Regions from separate parts of the Mus musculus genome. Here region 1 is linked to region 2. The links are chromatin loops, found by intact Hi-C in ENCODE. Cell type or tissue: heart. All regions are shown on one strand.

Region 1 (5,000 bases), 70 kb before region 2:
GAGTTGTCATTAAATGCTGGCTCAGATCAAGCAAGCAGGCAGACATAGTGATAGAGCACACACTTCACAGCAAAGGGGAAAACCCAATCAGAAGATGCAAATGGCCTTAAGAACAAGCAAAATCACACAATGGCCCTGAAACAAACTAATGATTTCAACAGACATTTTCATATTGTCAAAGTGTAATATATAAAACTCTCCTATCTGTTCAGGCACTATGGCCAGGAGAGGACGTTAAAGAAAACAATCACAAGTCTCTTTCCCCGCAGCTCCATGGGATGTCAAGGAGCACTCAGTCTGTGACGATTTAGCAAGACAAACTTTATTCTGTACTTGCTTTTTCATAGTGAGACTCGCTGCCAAGCCGCACATACGTTCCGGGCAATGTTCAAAGCTAGTAGCAGATGTAGATTTAAGCAAACAGAATGTGCATTTGAAAAAAGAATTAAATACAGTCTACTTTGGGTGGAGAGAATTATGGAATACACAGATTTCTCAAAAGTTCCATACTCTCTTCACCCCGTCTGTATCATGCATTCATCCCTTGTTTCAATTAACACATCTGTTAGTAATGCCACTCCTGGGACGGCTTTGAATTTTGGTAATGGCTCAATTTTTCACAATAAAGTGTCCAATATAAGTTATTCTTTACCTAGAAACTACACTGTCCTATTTAAAAGAAATGGCAAAATATTGCCTTTGTCCTGATTGGTTAGATATAGTCCTTCAACTAAATATGAATTCTGGCAAAATAATTTCTTTTGAATGTCAGGCTGGGGACAAGGAACTAGAAGTAAGGCAAGAGGGTGGTCACTAGTTTATTTTTTTTAAACTATTAAGAGCTTTTGACAATTAATGGAATATTTGGGGGGTGGTGCTGGTATAAGGAACCTTTATGGTTTAAGGAGTTGCCCATAAAACAGAAGAAAGTAAGAGAATAGCAGATCTTCGTCCTGTCTTCTTAATCAGGATCTTAAAATACAGCTTAAATCTTAAAATACAGCTAGGAAATCTATTGGGAAGTTAACTGTGTGTCATCTGACACTTGTGTATCTCAAATTAATTTACCTGCATGGGATCAGAGACAGACTCTTTACTACATGAAAAACTGCCACAAAATGACTTTCTGACCATTCCAGCATAGTATATGCCAGGCAAAGCAGTTGAGAATCCTGGGTGTGGACAAAATACTTCATAAGGCCCTTTCGTAAGGCAGAAAATATCTCTTTCATATTTACAGCCATCTAGGAGGCACTTCTACAAGGTTAGTGTGATTATAAAACGAGATGCTTGGGAGTGGGTGGGTAGGGGAGTGGGGGGGAGGATATGGGGGACTTTTGGGATAGCACTGGAAATGTAATTGAGGAAAATACGTAATAAAAAATATTTTAAAAAAAAGAAAAAGAAAATGTAGTTGATGAAAAAAAACGAGATGCTACAAATACTCTGAAGGAATGGAGTGTTGATAATCTACTAAAAAAGGCAACAATTATCAGAAAACTGTCTGTGTGTTTATGCCCTACCCCAATCTACAAAGGGTATGAAGTAGCTTTTGCTAAATTATATAAAATAACCAGTCATATCAGGTCAGGAAAAGTATGCATTAGCGAAGAGAACACAGGAATTAGGAGTGAGCAGAGTGACTCAGCACGGGTAACTTCTGGTTCTTGGCATTCCAGCTATCAAAACAAGACGGGAAGTGCTATCATTTACATTGTCCAATAAGAGAGAAATACCTCAAAATATCTCAAGTAGACGAGATTTTCTTTAGTATCTAGCCCTAAATATAGTTTCCACATGTAGCTTCAATAAAAACGATTGTGTAGTTTTAAAAAATGGACTCTTATTTCTACAATAAATAATATCTTGACTTGACAATGCTATAACTCTGGATTTTTTTTTTAATGTGCAAGGAGAGAATGGGGTCATGAGTACTTTTCAAAACAATAAAAATAGTGTACTGAGGGTGGGGATATATATGAGAAGGAACGACTGTCAAACTGAATCAAAGTTTCTCCTATATGGATCTGTGCATCAACTTCAGTCTCCAATTCAAAAAGCAAATCAAAAAACCAGAGTGAGACACACCAATGCCGAACATACTAAATATTCAAAAGAAAGCTAATGATGACCTAGGACTGCTTGCAGATTACAGAAGGTTGGTGTCAAGTGACTCATAGAATCACTGACCTTAGCTGGAAGCACGGTCTGAACTAGGGGCCTGAAAGCCATGGTGGTATCTTCTGGAAAGTGTCTTCCTTACTCGGGAACTGATGATAGATAGCACACAATTTGTCTTTTAGTAGCTTAACTTCACCAAGTAGAAAATAATGATTTCAACTTCCAAAAGCATGGTACTGACAGCACTTTTAGAAGACAAACCTCCAAATGCAAACTGACCCTCTGCTGAACCGACTCTGCCAGAAACAGGTAGAAACAGGTAGTCTAGAGTGACCATCACTCCCAGCCTGCAATGTGCTTCCAGCTTCTTCTTCGGTGCACGAACATTGAGCCATCAGCCTACCACACCTTTACTCAGTTTACAGTCAAATGCACTTGGATGAGAAGTCATTTTTAACACAGCTAAAATCATTGAAACACTGACGGGGAGATTAATGGCATGGGAAACGTTCATTTGAGAGGCAAAGTGAACCAACGTAGACTAGGAATCTGTTCGGATACAAACACCGGTACGGAAACCACCGGTTATGCCTGCGGCCTAAAAGGAACCGTCATAAAGAAATGCCTGAACCAGCAATGCTACTGTCTCTGCCATGGAGAAAGATCAAAGAGGTTTGCCTTCTTAATTGTTTACTATCATTTCCATCTGATTATTTTGTTAGCACTATTAACAGAGAGGGGGCACTCTCCTTCCTGGAGTATTAGAGAGGGTTAAATAGGATAATTAATTCCAAGTCTGATATGACACATCACCTCATGAAGAAATAAAGAGCTTGTTCCCATCACCCAGTGCTCAGAAATACCTAGAATCTCAAGGAAACAGCACTTACCTTGGCTCAAAATCAAATGTTTTGGAAAATTGGGTTTGTTTAATTTGATGCTCAAACATTGAATAAAGTCCTGACATATCATTTCTACTTTGAGATTACAGAAAATGAGAAGACAAAGGAGACTGACTGTACCTGACCAGAAGAGACAGAGTATGACTTCATTAACATTCATCTCATGAAACTAAACTTACAAGTATAAATATGAATGTGGCCAGAATACAATCTACCATGAGAAAGATTACAAAAGGAAAAATACTTGTAGGTACTAAGATTATAAGCTAATTATATTCTGTACAATAAAGAACAGATTCAATAAAAAGAGAGACAAGCTACAGAAATTAGATTTCAGGACTAGGTAACCTTGAATGTTCTATTATTACTGTGCATGTAACAATATAATTACATTGTACTATACAGGTTTCTATCTCCTGATTCCATTTTAAGACAGAGGAAATGAGCCCCTGTCCATGAGGTGACTGAAAGCAAATGCACTGTGTTTTGCTGAAGAGCCATGTTCCATTCCTACAACCCTAACTGTCCACAGGTAAGTTCAGTTTTCCCTTAAATATTAACATTTGTATTTTAAAGTCAGTATTAAAAACACTAGATTTGGCCAGGCAGTGGTGGCACAATCCTTTAATCCCAGCACTCAGGAGGAAGAGGCAGGCAGATCTCTGAGTTCAAAGACAAACTGAGCAGGTTCCATGACACAGAGCCCTGACTTGGAAGGAAACAAACAAACCCCACTAAGTATGAAGAAAATGACTACTGACTACAATGAGCTTCCTCAGCTGCAGTATGAAGAGAAAGACGCTGGGAAACGTGCAAAGTAGCAGTGCTGTTGTCAAACTAGGAAGAGAGAAGATCATCTCCTCGGGGCTCCTTCCATAAGAAAGGTGTCATGTCTTCATAATCACAGTCCCACGACTCACCTGCCACCTCCTCCCATGCGCACTGTGTTTCTTCCAAAGATTTAATGGAATAGAGATCACAGAGCCTCATGCTGAGAAATGGCCACATAGAAATCTTTCAGGCCAACTTACAATAGCTCTGAAGGTAAGAATGCGTGGCTTACTTAAACATCACGGTTCTTTTTGTTTGTTTGTTTGTTTGTTTGTTTGTTTGTTTGTTTTGAGACAGGGTTTCTCTGTGTGGCCGTGGCTGTCCTGGAACTCAGAAATCTGCCTGCCTCTGCCTCCCAAGTGCTAGGCGTGCGCCACCACTGCCCGGCAACATCATTCTTCATTTCCTGTTTAGATACGGTTTAAAAGGCAGTACCCAACCCAAGGCAGGTAAAAATCACACGCATATGATGTTCATAAAAGAGGACTTAAAGCTCTCACCAAAATTCTCAAAGAGAAGCTTAAGATCCAAAAGAGGTTCACAGGTTTTAAGAACAAGGCTGATCCCTGTGGGCATGAGGCAGGATGGAGCCTAGGGGTAAGGCAGTAAGCGTTCCAGTTGGTGGACAGCTATAGAGTAGCACAGATCAGCACAGAGCACCAAAGAGATGCCTTTATGGAAGACATGAAAGACGGGCCAAAAGGTTCAGAGAAAATACCAGCTGTCAGCAGGAGACTCAGCAGGACAATTCTTCCTTTCCTCCAGCTGAGATCAGGAAGGAAACACAGACAAGCCGAAGGGACAGGATCCAGATGAGTGTTTCCTGTGGTAGACAGGGAAGAACCCACACCTCCTGGCAAGTGCTAAGACCAGAGCTGGGATACTAGGGCTGGTTGTAGTGAGGGCCCAGAATGCAGAGGCTGGGGTCCACCCACGTGTGAGAAACATGCCGGGCAGAGTTTGAGAGAACAGCTTCTAGGAGAAATGTGAAAGAGTTTCTTATTCTGCTGCATGGATGTACATGTAGGTGTATGTAGACCTACAGTCTCGCCACCAAACAGCATACTCATCTTAACCTGTAGCGTTTTTACACAGACGTCTAAGTCACTAGTGAGACTTGTCTTTATAGAACCTGAAGCTCATAAA
Region 2 (5,000 bases):
CACAGCCTATGTAGAGTTCATTACTATGCATATTTCAGGTGCCACCTGGGAGAGTCTCAGAACTTCAAGCTGCTATAGAAATGGCTATCTTAAGCAAGCGCCCTAAGGCTTTCCCTACATACCCAGGGACAATGTTTTGTTTTGGTTTTTAAGTCAATAGAAAATGATTCCAAACTTGATGATCACTGTTACAAGGCTCTCTTGTACTTGGTAAGAAGGATAAGTGTGCAAATTGGCAGTCAAACATAGAACTTGGAAAAGACTATGATGTAGTTCCGCAAATTAAAATAAAAAACAATAACAACAACAACAAAACACCCTAGAATATGATTCAAATTTTTAGTGGCATCCCATATCTTTTTAGAACTAAAAAGTGACTAGAAGTTAGATCTAGGTAGAAAGAAAGTCTTTTTTTTTTGTTTTTTGTTTTTAAAGCTTTTAATTGTTTTACGAGGTTGGGATGATATTTCTTTGTCATGAGAGTCCATTCAGGGCAGAGAGTGTGCATACAGGGATAAAGGAAGGATTAAAGTAGAAAATACTGACAATTATGCTTAAGGACTATGAAACCAGCCCTTCTACAGCATCTCATGATTTCAAACCCCTAATTTTATTTTCCATTAAATGAAAGCAGCCATCTCATGGTAGTACTGGGTTTCAGGTCAGGACTGACTTTATAGAGTACCTTAGTTCAATTCCATAAACCTATAAATTGAAATAAAGGGCCAAATGCAAGCAATACATTTCAATCACATTATAAGTCATTAAAAAAAAAAAGTTCCTTCAATCTTTGGCCAAATTGGCCAAGACTAGATCTGGGACAGATTCCAGCCAGAGACAAAAATGCAAACTCCATACTCTCCAGTCTTTGATTCTTTTACCTTAGAGTGGATACCCTACACAGTTAATCAAATTTGAAAACTCCTTATTCATTGTCTTCATTTAACTAAATTGGTTAAGTAACTTCGAAAGTATTTAAATTAGGGGTGTGTGTGTGTGTGTGTGTGTGTGTGTGTGTGTGTCTTTCAATTTTAACCCAGTATGTATTTTTCCTATGTTAGAAACTCCGGACAGAAAAACGTCTATGAAATTGAGATCAGGCCTCCAACTCAACAAACTTTCGGGAAATGAAACTCTTGGAAATTCTCCTAAAACACTGAGGCACTCAGGCTTGGCTTTGGGATGAGAAGATACAAATAATGGCTCTGTAACTGGCCCAGCAGAACTTGAAGATATTCTTTCGTGTCCCTCAAATTGAAACAACTGACCCTAAGAAATGGCAATTTCATGCTGGAAGAAGGAAAAGACGCAGAGCCTGACACCAAGAGGGAATTTAATTTGTCTTCTGGGAAAGAGATTTCCCAGTCTTAATGCCTTCTTAGAACACCTTCCAGGGTAGGACCAAAGTCTTAAAAAATGATGGACAGTGCCACATATTAACCAAGGTTGGTTAGAATTCAGCATTTCTCAACCTGTGGGTCCTGAGCCCTTGAGGTTCAAAAGACTCTTTCACAGGGTCTCCTAATACCATCAGAAAACGCAGATATTGGCATTATGAATCATAGCAGCAACAATGTTACAGTTATGAAGTAGCAATGAAATTGATTTTATGATTGACACACACCACACTTGAGGAAATATATTAAAGGGCTATATTAGGCAGGTTGAGAACCAATGAGTTAGATATTCATGTCCCTGGCTACCTATGTACACTTTAATTTCACTTCAGGACCTCAGAGATTGACTGTCATAATGACTGGCACCTCCGTTTGGCCACACTATGGAAATCCTTTTTTTAAATATTAATTTGGCTGTTTAGTTTATTTGTTTTCCAAGAGAAGATCTCAATGTGTAACTCTGGCTGCTTTGGAACTCACTATGAAGATCAGGCTGTCCTGGAACTCAGAAACCTTCTTGCCTCTGCCTCCTGGGATTAAAGATGTGTACGCCACCACAACCAGCAAATTTATGTCAATTGGGTTCTCCAGGATGAGTTAGAGACTGTGCTGTCAATTTGGGTAACACCTTTTTACCATAGAATCAGTTCATTCGTAAGGTGTTGTAAAATACCCGTGAACATCAAGGAGTCAGTGTGAGCTCCAGACGCTTAGGAACCACGTGCCCTTTGCTTCCTTGAAGACCAGCAAAACCTCCCAAGTTAAGGTCGTCCAACCTTGGCTCATTTTCTTCACTTGGAAACTAAAAACATTCTTGGGAATGATACATAGTGAATGGCAAGTTACAAAGTGCCTGGGTCAATGGTACCATAATTAGTTATTTTCATATTACTAGTCTTTTAGAGACTTCCTAAGTGTCAGGCAAAGAGCTACACAAAGCAAGGACTATTAGTCCAGCTCGCGAGTGTGCATGTGCCAACCTGCGCCAATTTGCGCACTCCGAGGCTCCTCTGCACAGAAAGCTCCGCCCCCTAAAGCTCGCGCTAGGAAGTGGGAGTGGTCGTTCCTTTGCGAACTACAGAATCCGAGAGGCGGGCTGTGGAAATAAGGGAGTGTACTTCCGGGTCGAAGGGGCTTCGTTCCGGGAAATACAAATTTCTAGGAGTGCGGAAGTGAGGCTGGTGCCGGTGAGTCCGGTGGCTTAAACAGGCATGAAGATCACCAGGCAGAAACACGCCAAGAAGCATCTCGGCTTTTTCCGCAACAATTTCGGAGTCCGCGAGCCCTACCAGATCCTTCTGGATGGCACTTTCTGCCAGGCGGCGCTGCGGGGTCGCATCCAGCTGCGGGACCAGCTGCCCCGCTACCTTATGGGAGAGACCCAGCTGTGCACCACGAGGTGGGTCTGCGGGGCGGGGTCGCGGGTGTGGCCCAGAGTTCTCCACGGTGCCAACCAAGTCGGTTACCTTGGGCCGCGACTGACCGAAAAGTCAGGCAGATGGTACTGTGCCTTGTGAATATTCAGTTATTTCTGAGAAAAATCAGAACAGGTAACATGTGGACCTGACTTGGACTTCTGGTTCCAATTAAAACCAGCTGTGTGGTCTCAGGCAAGAAATGGTGTAGCTGTAGAGAGCATAACTTCTTCAAAGTTGATATAAAGTCACGTGAGGTATCATTTACATTGGACATTTCTCAACATCCAAAAGCTAACACCCATTCTGTGGCGGTTGTTACTTATAACCCAAAGGTTTTCAAGCCTTCCAACTGCCAGTGAGGTTTTATCTTCAATTCCTAGGAAAAGAAGTCAAGGCTGGAGATATTAAAAACTTTACCCAAGGCCATTTTTAAAGTACCAACCAAATGGCAATCACTGCTCCAGACCCTGAGGACACCTTAGTGGGCAAGACGAAGGCCTAGCCTTAGCCTTCATGGGCTGTAAAGTCAACTCCTGATGGCTGTTTTTCACTCCACATCTGTGCCTCCTCACTTCATGTAAGAGAGCACACCTAGGGTAGCACACCCGGGAGCAGGAGTGTGTGAGAGGGGTGGGCGTGGGGGGTGCGGGTGGGGGTTATTTTAAAAGGTCTCATAGAATCGATGTTCGACCCCCTCTGAGGCTTGTTTAGAACTGAGGAGGAAATGTCTGTTTTCAATGATAGAAATAGTAATGTTATTGTTTTAGAGAACTTTTGAACAAATAGAATTGGTTGATGCCTGAACCATATTTAATTTTGGGACTTGAAGATATATATTATATCTAATATTATGGGACATGAAAATAGGGAAAAGGTAAACTGAAGCTAGACCATGAATAAGAATTTTAGTAGTTTTTGTGGAATATTTATTTAAGTAAATAAATTGAGTTCAACTACAGCTTACAAATAGCCAGTTAAGGTGTTCTTTATACATTTGTCCGAGTCAAGCCGTGACGTGTGCTGTTCATGTTCTACTTTGCAGTAAACAGCCTTCCACATTTAGAATTTCTTAAGTAATGCTCTTTCCGAGTTGCAGATAACCTCAAAGTTTTAATCTCAGGCTGGAAAGATGGCTCAGTTGTTAAGCATGCTTCCTGCCCTTCCAGAGGACCTGAGATGGTTCCTAGCATCACTGTCAGGGGTCTCACAACTGCTTGTAACTCCAGCTCCAGGGGCTCCAACACCCTCTTCTGGCCTCTACAGCTAACCACCCACATATACATAAAAAAAATTTTTTTTTTTTTTGGAGTCTAGGTGATGGTTTCAAAACAGGGTTTCCCTGTGTATCCCTGGCTGCCCTGGAACTCACTTTGTATATCAGGATGGCCTTGAACTCAGAGATTCTCCTGCCTCTGCCTTCTGAAATCTGGGATTAAAGGTGTGTGGCACCACCATCACCCAGCCCAACACACACAAACTTTTAAATATGATCCCTTTAGCCTTAGGAGCTGCCTGTACAGCTTTTAACAGCCTCTGTCCCTGGATTAGCTGCTTCTGAATGTAAGTAGTTTGTTTCCTCCCACGTGCCATACCAATACTAACAGTCCCGTGCTGTGATACAACCAGGCGGGAAGTACTACATGTACATGTCATAGTTCCCCAAGGACTTCAACTACGGAGTCACTCAAGGGAGGTTACACCTGTGATACAAATACTCTGCAAGGCTGAGTCAGGAGGAGTACCATGAGTTTGAAGAAGGCCTGGCAAGAGCCATTCTCAAGGAGGAAGAAGAGAAAGGACAACAACCACTTAACTTTGGGAATTTTTGTTTTTTTTGTGGTTTGGGATTTTGTTTGTTTAGTTGGTTGGTTTTTTGTTGTTGTTGTTTTGGTTTTTTGTTTGTTTGTTTTATACAAGATTTCTCTGTGTAGCCCTGGCTGTTCTGAAACATGCTCTATAGACCAGGCTGGCCTCAAACTCAGAGATCACCTGCCTCTGCTTCTTTCTGCTTCTGCCCCTCTGCCCCTCTGCCCCTCTCTCTGCCTCTGCCTCCCAGGTGCTGAGATTAAAGGTGTGCACAACCACCACCCAGCTACTTTGGGAATTTGTCAACCAACACAAGATTGAAGACCCTGATACCCAGCATTTGCTGGTCCCAGAAAGCCCATTCTTGTTGTCCCCGTCT

The links. Hi-C counts contacts between places; a loop is a spot of excess contacts. Peaks named below come from ENCODE experiments on the same cell type or tissue, not always from the same donor. Only the 100,000 strongest peaks of a DNase experiment are listed, where the experiment ranks them.
Region 1: a loop joins it to region 2, with 1.9 times the contacts of the local background. A loop is called at or near these places in 1 of 42 quality-filtered maps.

The regions. Positions count from the first base shown.
Region 1 is chr15:51,805,075-51,810,074 of GRCm38, forward strand. All of the region lies in intron 2 of Eif3h (eukaryotic translation initiation factor 3, subunit H), which reads right to left. Among named protein-coding and RNA genes, the nearest start is that of Gm41320, 33 kb to the left of the region's middle. In heart, no CTCF peak of the experiment used is centred here; no DNase peak of the experiment used is centred here.
Region 2 is chr15:51,874,915-51,879,914 of GRCm38, forward strand. It overlaps Utp23 (UTP23 small subunit processome component), which reads left to right and starts at 2,527. Exons shown (of 3, transcript NM_030132.5): 1 at 2,527-2,796. The coding sequence starts at 2,609. In heart, a CTCF peak has its summit at 2,502; a DNase peak (open chromatin) is centred at 2,517; H3K4me3 peaks cover 1,594 bases; H3K27ac peaks cover 1,022 bases.